Regions from separate parts of the Mus musculus genome. Here region 2 is linked to region 1. Evidence: chromatin loops called from intact Hi-C (ENCODE). Cell type or tissue: heart. All regions are shown on one strand.

Region 1 (5,000 bases):
GTAAGGATATATATTAAAACTAGTAATTACAGGAAAAATTTCTCCTTATAATTAAATTTCTTGAGGCACTAAAAGGTAAAGACTGAAAGTATTTCTAGGCGAAGCAAGTCAAAGGGAAGATTTGAGCTCCCTCTTTCTTCTTGTTGAAGAAATTCACCAGCACTCTTCTCAGAGACCAGATGACCAGCTCACAGTCAGCCCTAGCATCCCTGAACAGAGCCTTTGTCCAGCAGCCTCTAGCAGAGAGCGGCTCCTCTGACTTACCAGTGATTTAAATAGTAGACACAATGGACTCTTAAATGTAGGCTGGGGAGATGGCTCAGGAGGGGCGAGCACTTGCCGGCCAAGCACAACCACCCAAGTGTGAACCCTCAGCACCCAAGGAACAGCTGAGCAGGGGTGGCAGCCAGCCTTCAATCGCAGAGTTTGGGAGGCCCACAGAGAGGATCCCACAGGTAAGGTATCTAGGTAGTCTAGCTAAATCAGTGAGTTCTGGATCCAATTGAGAGCCTAGCTCAATATAAAGGGCAGACACTAAAGGAGATAAAACCTTTGGCCTACACATAACACACACACACACACACACACAGGTACACATCCAACACACACACGTTTGTGCAAGTACACACCACACACACAAATAAATTTTAAAAGTAAAAATACTCACAGAGCCATTTCAAACTGTTCCAGCCATTTTTTCTTTAAATCTTTTGTTTTGCAATAAAATTCTAACCCATTTTGTCCTTGGGTATGGATGAGGTAGAAGCCATAAGACCACTGTGAAAAATGAATATTCTTCAAGTTAATGATTATCACTTGTTAAAAACATATTTTCAGATTCACTGGAGCACCGGCATAGCCATGCATACAAAACCTTATAGCTAACAGCATTAACACTGACGACTGTAACAAACCTCATACTGAGAAGAAAATCAGTTACCAACTTCATATTGATGAGAAAATCATTATTACCATATTGATCAGAGGAACTGGAAATGGTCAGATCAACCAATCATTGGGTCTGTCAGGACCCAATCATAGCTCACAGGAACCTGTACCAAAATCAATCTCTGAAAATTCAATGCCTGATTCAGACAGCAGCATCTCACTCTAATGGACGTATGTACATCTGGCTCCAGATTTTGCAGGTTCTGTACTCAAATATTCAACAACTGCAGATGAAAACAATATGAATTGCATCTGTACCAAGCATGTACAGACTTGTTTCCTTGTCACTATTGCTAAATGATACGGTATAACAGCTGCTTACAGCAACCCAAGTATTGTCTTAGGAATTACAAAGAGCCGAGAGTCGCTTTAAATTATGTAGAAAGACATGCACAGGTTATATGTGAACACTAAACCATTTTATATAAGGGCCCCAAGTATCTGCAGATTCAGGTGTCTGCAGTGGAGGGAGGAGTCTAGATACCAAGGGATGATTATATTTGAATATTCAAAGCTCTGCATAAATTACTGTCCATTGCCACCTCCCCAGTAGTCACCTTTTTATTCTCTTTGTCAGTGGTAGGGTTGTTGGCTATCTTGTACTGCTGGAGATCTATTATTTCCTTCATCTCGTAGTTATCGCCTTTCCTTTTACAGACAATCACTGCCAAGTCGAATAAGAAGATATGCCTGTAAAAGAGAGAGTGTGGGTGACTGACAGCAAACTGTTTGCAAGTGCATTTTTTTTTTTCCTGGCAAGATGTGACTGCACCAGCCAAGCGTTCTTCTGCATTAAGGGCCACAGGCAGGGCCACACAGTAGAAACTGTAAGGAATACAGGCTCACAGGATCATCACTGTCCTTCATGGGGCTCAAGGAGAGATGCTGCCATTCCACCCCAGCTCCCCTCATTTGAACTTAAAGGAAGGGAGGGAGCATTAGAAAAGCAATCCATACACTTTAGAGTCATTGAAAATACTCACTAAGATAGGCCATAAAGCTGCTCATGAATAATTGCTCTCTTTTTATTTCAATGCTAAAATCTCAGAAAAATATTCACAATCAGGACAGTAGATCTTCTACAACCGTAATAGCAATCAATCAAAAGCCTTGAGAACTGTTCGTTCCACAAACAAGACATAAAATAAATCCCCTGGGTCCCCACCCGGGTCGGAATTACTCTCATCCTGGGTGTGCAAACCCACGCTGGAGGGGCGGGGGCTTGTATGCAAATTGCCAGCAGTTACACTGATGATCCATACAGAGTAAGATCGCACCCAAGCTAACTTTAGAACCTGTGCCTTCACTCCTTGTGTTCGGTGTCACAATTTAATGGGTCACCTTAAGTGTAGCTTGGGTGTAAGAGAAACTGCAAGCCAGGAAAGTGATGGTTAACTTTCTGTGTTAATTTTTTTTTTCCTTATTAAAAGCAATGTTAATTGGGGAAGGAAACGAATCTTCTAACCTTATCCAACTGCAATAAATGTGTGCTTTTTAAAACTCTCAATGATTAACACACTTATTCTTAACCAATGATTGTGACAATGACACATTCCCAGTGTTCAAACACTTTCCTCATCTTCAAAGTCAAATGTGTGGCTCCTGAGAACTAGCTGAGGAACCCGGGTATCAAGGTGGAAACAAGGGTCAATGCTGCCCCCTGCTGGTAGACGTTTTCTTCTACAAAGAGTCCGGGGAAACAATCGCCTGTCATGACAGAGAATAAAAGGCCAAGAGTACTAAGGATATTCAAGGACTCTGCCTAGAGGTCTCCCTAAATAAAAATACACTGCTAAACAGTTCCCATTCTGCATTCCTCCCTGGGATGATTTTTATTATTTTCAGTTAATTTCCAAATGAGTCTTTTAAAACAGGCAATCGTGGCTTTACGGCAATCGTCTGGTGGCGTTTCATGATTGAAATGCGTCTTATTTTCGAACATTTTCATTTAGCACCTAAAACCTTAGGCAAATCAACAGAGTGCAGGCTAGAAAGAGAAGTAATACATGGGACATATGTTAGAAAAGGTAAGGGACTGGTGACTGGCTGGCCCCCTGGCCTGCACACCGCCACCTGTCCTAGAATACCTGACTGAAGCCATCATTCCTGGGACAGCAGCTACCACCGTGAGAGTGCACCTGCCACTCACCTTTCTTGTTTTGTATGCTTGTCCAGAGTGGTTATTCGGATTTCACCGTCTCCCTGTGGTCGTCCAAAGAGCAAAACTGGCTGGTTCTAAAACATAGATACACCTTTAAATAAATCTTACGTGTGTGTCTAACCCTTTCACAATCACATAAAAACAGAAGTAAACACCGGGAAAGACATTCTCCAGGACAATGGCCCTATCATGTTGCAATTGATATCATTTTTATTTATTTTAACACATTCACTCTTAAGTGCACAAGACTTGGATACAAGGTAAGATTTGAAAATCAACCAGTCACTACTTCTACACAGAACCTTAAACAGGAAGTGAGCAGACCTGGATCTGAACTGAAAGCCCCGCCCTCCTGAGGACTAGCTTCTGTGTACCACAGGGTATCGTTCAAGTCTCCAAAGGAAGGCAGCAACCAATAGTCTAGCCAACAATGATGCCTATGAACCACGTTAATAACCAACATGCCACAATAGCCATAGGAATACAGGAAGAACTGGCTCACATAGCTTGTCAGTAACTAAGAGCTCTCTAAAAGGACCTAAGGCCCGCTCAACAAGAAAAAAATCATGCCTGGTTCCTCAGGAGGGCGGGGCTTTCAGGTCAGATCCAGCTCTGGTCACTTCCCTTTTAAGGTTCTATGTAGAAGTAGTGGCTGGTTGATTTTTAAATCTTACCTTGTATCTAAGTCCTGTGCAGTTGAGAGTAAATGTGTTATAATAAATAAAAATGATATCGATCCAGGTACCCGGAGTAGGAAAGCCATGGATGTTGAAGGAGAACTAGCAACTACTACCGTACTAAACCAGCTTAATCCCTTACGGCCTTCTAGGTAGATGTCCTTACACTCACAGATCAGTGTACGCCTCATCCCTCACCCGGAAAAGTTCTCTTTGCAGCAGAGACATTGCAGAGAGGCACGGCCAGTGAAAACATAGAACTGTGGAGCACAGTCCCAACTCATCTGACTACAACACACTCCTGCGCCTTGGGCTAAGGAACCATTGCAGAAGAGACAGAAAGATTATAAAAATCAGAAGAATGGTGGGTTTGCTGTGAGGTTGTGTCTCCTAAATTATCAGAGAGGCTATACCCGAGATGTTTCAGCATCATGTCTTCCTAAACATGAGCTGAACAAGACAAACAGACCTGCTGATGTGAAAGGGGAGCGCTCACAAGGTCCCAAGACTAAACAACAACAACAAATAAACAAAACACAACTACGGGCAACTAAGAAATGCTGAGACCAGGAGAAATAGTCCTTTTTAGGTTAAAAGCACATAAATTGGTTATTCACTACTAGTCAGCCCTAAAAATATATACATAAGAGTAACATTATACAGACTGAGCAAGATATATTCATACAATAATTAAAGAAGAAAAGGAGGTCAAGAATTTGAAAGAGAACAGGATGGGTTACTGGGAAGTGTTTGACAGGGATAAAGGAAAGGGAGAAATGATGTATGCAATTACAGTTTAATCTCAAAAAAAATAAAAATATTATTTAAAGGGGAAAAATGATACTAATCACTGAAATGATACTAATCACAAGAAAATTACAGTAAGTGATATTTGTCACGCATGCAAGGTGGAGTGAGGCAGCCTCTATGTTCATAGAACATACCATACACAGGACACAAATGTTCACAGCAGCATGGAACTGCAGACACATAATTGTCCCAAAAGCAGAATCTAGGAAGAGGGGATCCTGAAGCTCCCTCCTTGAGCCAAGAGTTCCAGGATGGAATTTTATGATGTAACAATTCAATGATACATTTCCACAAAGGCAGGAACACAAAATAGTTTAAACTATTAATGAACACTTACAGTATTTTTTTAAGGAAAAGAGAATTGACGGAAGATTATCAATGATACCTATGGATTTCATTCTAAT
Region 2 (5,000 bases), 410 kb before region 1:
GGTCTTTTGAAAAAGCAAGGCAGTGTCCTTAACTGCTAAGTCATCACTCTAACGTTCTGAAGTACTTTTTAAAAGGCTGTTGTACAGGAGAATCCAGTTGGGGAAAGTGAAATGTTTAGTGATTTTGTTATTGTTGTTTTCTGTCCTAGCTTGCTAGCTATGAGCAGTAAGAAAAGCCTGTTCAGCCAGTATTTAACGCACCCTCCTTTCTTTGTCTTCCATAGGGCAACCCTTACATGTGCAATAATGAGTGTGATGCGAGTACCCCTGAACTGGCACACCCTCCTGAGCTGATGTTTGATTTTGAAGGAAGACATCCCTCCACATTTTGGCAGTCTGCTACTTGGAAGGAGTACCCCAAACCTCTCCAGGTTAACATCACTCTGTCTTGGAGCAAAACCATTGAACTCACAGACAACATAGTTATTACCTTTGAATCGGGGCGTCCAGACCAAATGATCCTAGAGAAATCTCTCGACTACGGACGAACATGGCAGCCCTATCAGTATTATGCCACAGACTGCCTCCATGCATTCCACATGGACCCGAAATCCGTGAAGGATTTATCTCAGCACACGGTCTTGGAAATCATTTGCACGGAAGAGTACTCCACTGGGTACTCCACGAATAGCAAAATAATCCACTTCGAGATCAAAGACAGGTTTGCGTTTTTCGCTGGACCTCGGCTACGAAATATGGCTTCCCTCTATGGACAGCTGGATACAACCAAGAAACTCAGAGATTTCTTCACTGTCACAGACCTGAGGATCAGGCTGTTGAGACCCGCCGTTGGGGAAATATTTGTAGATGAACTACATTTGGCACGTTACTTTTATGCGATCTCAGACATAAAGGTGCGAGGAAGGTAAGAGAACACATGCCCATCTTGAATTGGTGGGGGACGGGGGAGACCATGTCCAAAAATTATGCCCACAATTATAAAGTGACTTAGGTCCATTTTTATTTCCTGATTTCTGAGGAGCACCACTATGCAAGTATATTCTCAAGGCATTTTGAGACCCTTTGGCTCAACAATGATTTGTAAACCCACATTAGCTGCTACTCTTTAGGCAGTCTCTAGCTTTTAAACAAAAGAAAACATAAGTATCTTACTGGAAGCAACAACTCCCTAGGCGAGGTGATGCTAAATTCCTCAACATAGTGAGTGACGCTGGTTGCTCTGTTTAGAAGATTAAGAGAAACAAGGTTATATCTTGCATTTCCCATTGCAACCAAGAATCCACCCTGCAGTGTTAGACTCAAAAGCCATCTGAGAAGTAAATCCATTTCTTTAAGACTGGTAACATTTCCTTTTTAAAGGTTTTGGACTCTATTGTATTAATCAATATTTTACATAAAAAATAGGGATTTGGGACTCTTAATAGGTCAAATACAGATGGTCGAGTGTTGTAACATCAGTGGTTATAATCAGGAATACCTGGTTTTAGAAATATATATATATATATCACTGTAATTAAGTTACAAAGAATTTGAAGCTGTTTGAATGAAAAACTCCAATAATGAGAACAAACACTACCAACATTGAGATTTTTCATTCAGCAAGGCATGATGGGAATGGAAGCATGCTGGGTAGGAAATAAAGAAATATAAGCAAAGAAGTAACCATTTCTAAACTGTGAAGATAGACGAGGGTAAGTGTGTAAATGGTATACCTGGCATATAGATCTGAACAAACAATGGAATGAACCCACTTAATCAGGCTTCATGCAGTTGGCTGGCCTTCAGATTCTCTTAGGTCTATCTAGTCCTCAGCAACTAGAGGTGCTGAGACTCTGGCCCTTCAGAGAGTTGTCTGCCTGCCACAGGCTAATGACTAGGCATTTGTTGCTGTTGAGTGTCAGAATGAGAAAAAAAGAAGCAATGGTAAACCTTACTTAGAGAGGCATCTAGGGTTTCAGGATGCTAACTGTGGAAAAAAAAATAACATGAATTTGTGGCTGTCTCCTCTGATTTGTGCTGTGTTCCTCGTGGCCAGTGAAAAGTCTTTAGCTATGGACCCTACTGTCAACGTTTAACCAAGGTCTCAGTGATGGATGATGACAATATCTTAAAAGCAAGTTAATATTTTTGAGAGATTTATGCCCTGCTATATTGATACCCACACTGAGCTTGGGTCCCCTAGTGTTAAGAGAAGTATGCATGGATTAGCAGGAGATTATGACAGGGCAATGAGTTGCTGTCTTCTCAGACTTGACTCTGTCTGGTCACAGTTCAGAGACAACTTAGTCAAAGACTATCAATTTCAAATGTGATCCTATTTATTCTTTTTTGTATATGCTATATGAAAATGTTTAGTATTTTTAACAATAGCACACCAACATCAAATGACAAATAACTCAAAATGACTAAAAGAATAAAGCTCAAAATTAATAGCCTGAGATTTATGTGATTCTGTTATATTAAATTCAGCTAGGTCAGTTTCTGGCAGTTTGAAGACTCTTTCATGTATAGTTGAGTTTCTAGAGATCACTATACCCCCAAAACTTTGATTTGGCCTTGTCAGAAAGGCAACCTTTCAGAGGTTTACAGTTATGAAATAACCGGTGTCAGAGCTTATTTTTGCTGTTAGAAATTCATTTTTCTATTCTCTGATTCTTTTGAAAGAAAGTGTAAAACACGTTTTCGAGCTAAGGACAGCTTTATGCATGCTCCATTGGAGTTAGACAGGCCATCTCCTAAAGGTGGCACGCCAAGAACGCTGAATCCCTCTAGACTTCTCACCTTTCTCTTAAGCCTCTCCTTAGCAATGACCTCCAGCTGCTTTTCTTTGGCCGTGAGAGTTGAGCTGGACCCAGATTCTATCAAGCTGCCTTCCCAGAGTCTCACCTCTACTGTCACTCCTGTTCACCAGATAGCTGTGAGCCTGTGAGAAGCAGCTGGGCAAAAAAGAGAGGTCCAGTAGAGGTGAGGCTCTTCCATACGGTGCTGCTCTGTCACCTCCACCCTCTGTCCAAATTCCTCGGGGCAAACTGATGCTGGCATGTACCGCACTAGGCACCAGATGGCCGGAGTATTTTTAGTCCTGGGGGAGGGACTAAAGAAGCAAGGCCTGATGGCTCCGGCGTGTCTCCAGCTTTCAAGTTATGTAAGAAATATTTGCTTATGATGGAATCACTAAACAGATAGCTGAGCAACGGTGGCTCTTGAGACCTCCCGGCATCATGATTATTTTCCCTTGAAAATTTCAGGATTAATGCCCTTTGTTATCTCTCCCTTAAACAACAGGTCATCTATACAAAGTGTGTCTGCTAGTAGATGATGTCTAAGACAAAGTTCTAAATTTTCCAAAGTATAAGCAAGGTCATTTTTCCCATACCTTGCCTTTATCATCAGCCCATGATCACACAATCACAAAATCTTATGTCTTTACATGTCTGTATCCATGAATAATAATGATATTTTTCTGCTTGCTCATTTCCAATACCATCCAAGCATTATGTAGGAATTTATATAAATTATTGTATAGAATTTGGATGGAGATCAGATATAAATGTTTGCAAAACAGGTAACAGATTGTGGTGGCACACCCCAGTAGGATTTGCTGGAGGCAGAGGTTCAAGGCCAGCCTGGGCTACACATTTTGCCGGGCAGTGGTGGCACATGCCTTTAATCTCAGAACTTGAGAGGCAGAGGCAGGCAGATTTCTGAGTTCAAGGACAGCCTGGTCTACAGAGTGAGTTCCAGGACAGCCAGGGCTACACAGAGAAACCCTGTCTCAAAAAAACCAACATATAAATACCTTAACATATTAAACTATGAAATGGAAATAGTTGAAAATATATAATGTACATATGCATATGTAGGTTTTTTTTTTTATCGACAAGTGTTACTTCACATAAAAGCAATGTTTTGACTAACGTTAGGTTAATGGGTCATTTAGGCTCTTCTTACCATGTGATAGATCCAGTATCTATTGAGCTGATGACAAAAATAAAGATATTATCATAAAATGCATTTCTCTCTTGCCACATGCTTCTTCTGTTTTCCTTTGCCTCTTCTCATTGAGTATTTATTAAGATAATAGAGGAGGAGGAGGAAGAAGAAGCAGCAGTGCTACTGGCAATCTCAGCCACGCCATAGTACTTACACTGTTCAATAAACCTAATAATCTTCACGGGCTAATTCTGACTTATGGCTGTCCTGCTTCAGTAAATCAGGGTGATTTTCTCTAGTGAATAATAGAGGAGTTCGCTGCGCCAGGACCTTAATTAAAGAGCCACTCTCTTAGTCTTGATCTCATTTTAATTTACAGGGTAATACTACAATAATATCACTAATGGAAGGTACATTAAAGGGCATCAAGTAGCATTAACTGTATTAAATTATGGTACTTGTGTTAATTAACTGCTGAAGCAAGATGGTTCTAATGGCCAAGAGTTCGTCCAGTGCATAAATAAAACGTACCCAAAGAAGAGGTGAGAGGGGAAATGAAGAGAACATGTTTGTTCTGAACATTTTTTTCCCATACAGACAGGGGGTTAAATTCAAAATTCATTCAATATATAATGTTCAAAATGTTTCTGAGATACACAGAGGGAGGTTTAGGTTTTCAAATACCATGTTTCCTTCTGAGCATTCTTCCCACAATTAAGTTAATTAAACCTGAATACTTGTCAGATGCAGTGTTCTCTTTTGCTTCTTTGAGGTAAGATTGAGGAAGTAGTGTGATTTATTATAATAGAGTTTTTTTTTTAAATCTGAAAGATAAATGAGCATTTGGTAGTAAGCTCATTTGTTTTTGAGATGTATTATCAGCAAGGTATCTAACTACTGGCTTTGGACATAAGATAATAGAATTTCTCCTTTAACAGCATAAATAGGAAGGTAGACTTGACGGAAATATTCAAATCTGATCAGCATCTCAGTTTCTTGTCTTTTAAAGTACATTCATAACAGAAACTCCTACCCTTCCAATGCCGTGAATTCTGTTCTCATGCCATGCATTGCCTACTCTTCTTCCACAGGCTGGCTAACACAAT

Evidence for each region. A loop is a pair of places that touch in the nucleus more often than their neighbours do. Peaks named below come from ENCODE experiments on the same cell type or tissue, not always from the same donor. Only the 100,000 strongest peaks of a DNase experiment are listed, where the experiment ranks them.
Region 2: a loop joins it to region 1, with 3 times the contacts of the local background. A loop is called at or near these places in 2 of 42 quality-filtered maps.

What each region holds. Positions count from the first base shown.
Region 1 is chr3:109,524,052-109,529,051 of GRCm38, reverse strand. Vav3 (vav 3 oncogene) reads right to left here. Exons shown (of 27, transcript NM_020505.2): 13 at 3,098-3,183; 14 at 1,506-1,638; 15 at 668-777. Among named protein-coding and RNA genes, the nearest start is that of Vav3, 190 kb to the right of the region's middle. In heart, a CTCF peak has its summit at 2,617 (motif pointing left); no DNase peak of the experiment used is centred here.
Region 2 is chr3:109,930,434-109,935,433 of GRCm38, reverse strand. Ntng1 (netrin G1) reads left to right here. Exons shown (of 8, transcript NM_030699.2): 3 at 225-865. Among named protein-coding and RNA genes, the nearest start is that of Gm25681, 69 kb to the right of the region's middle. In heart, no CTCF peak of the experiment used is centred here; a DNase peak (open chromatin) is centred at 3,003.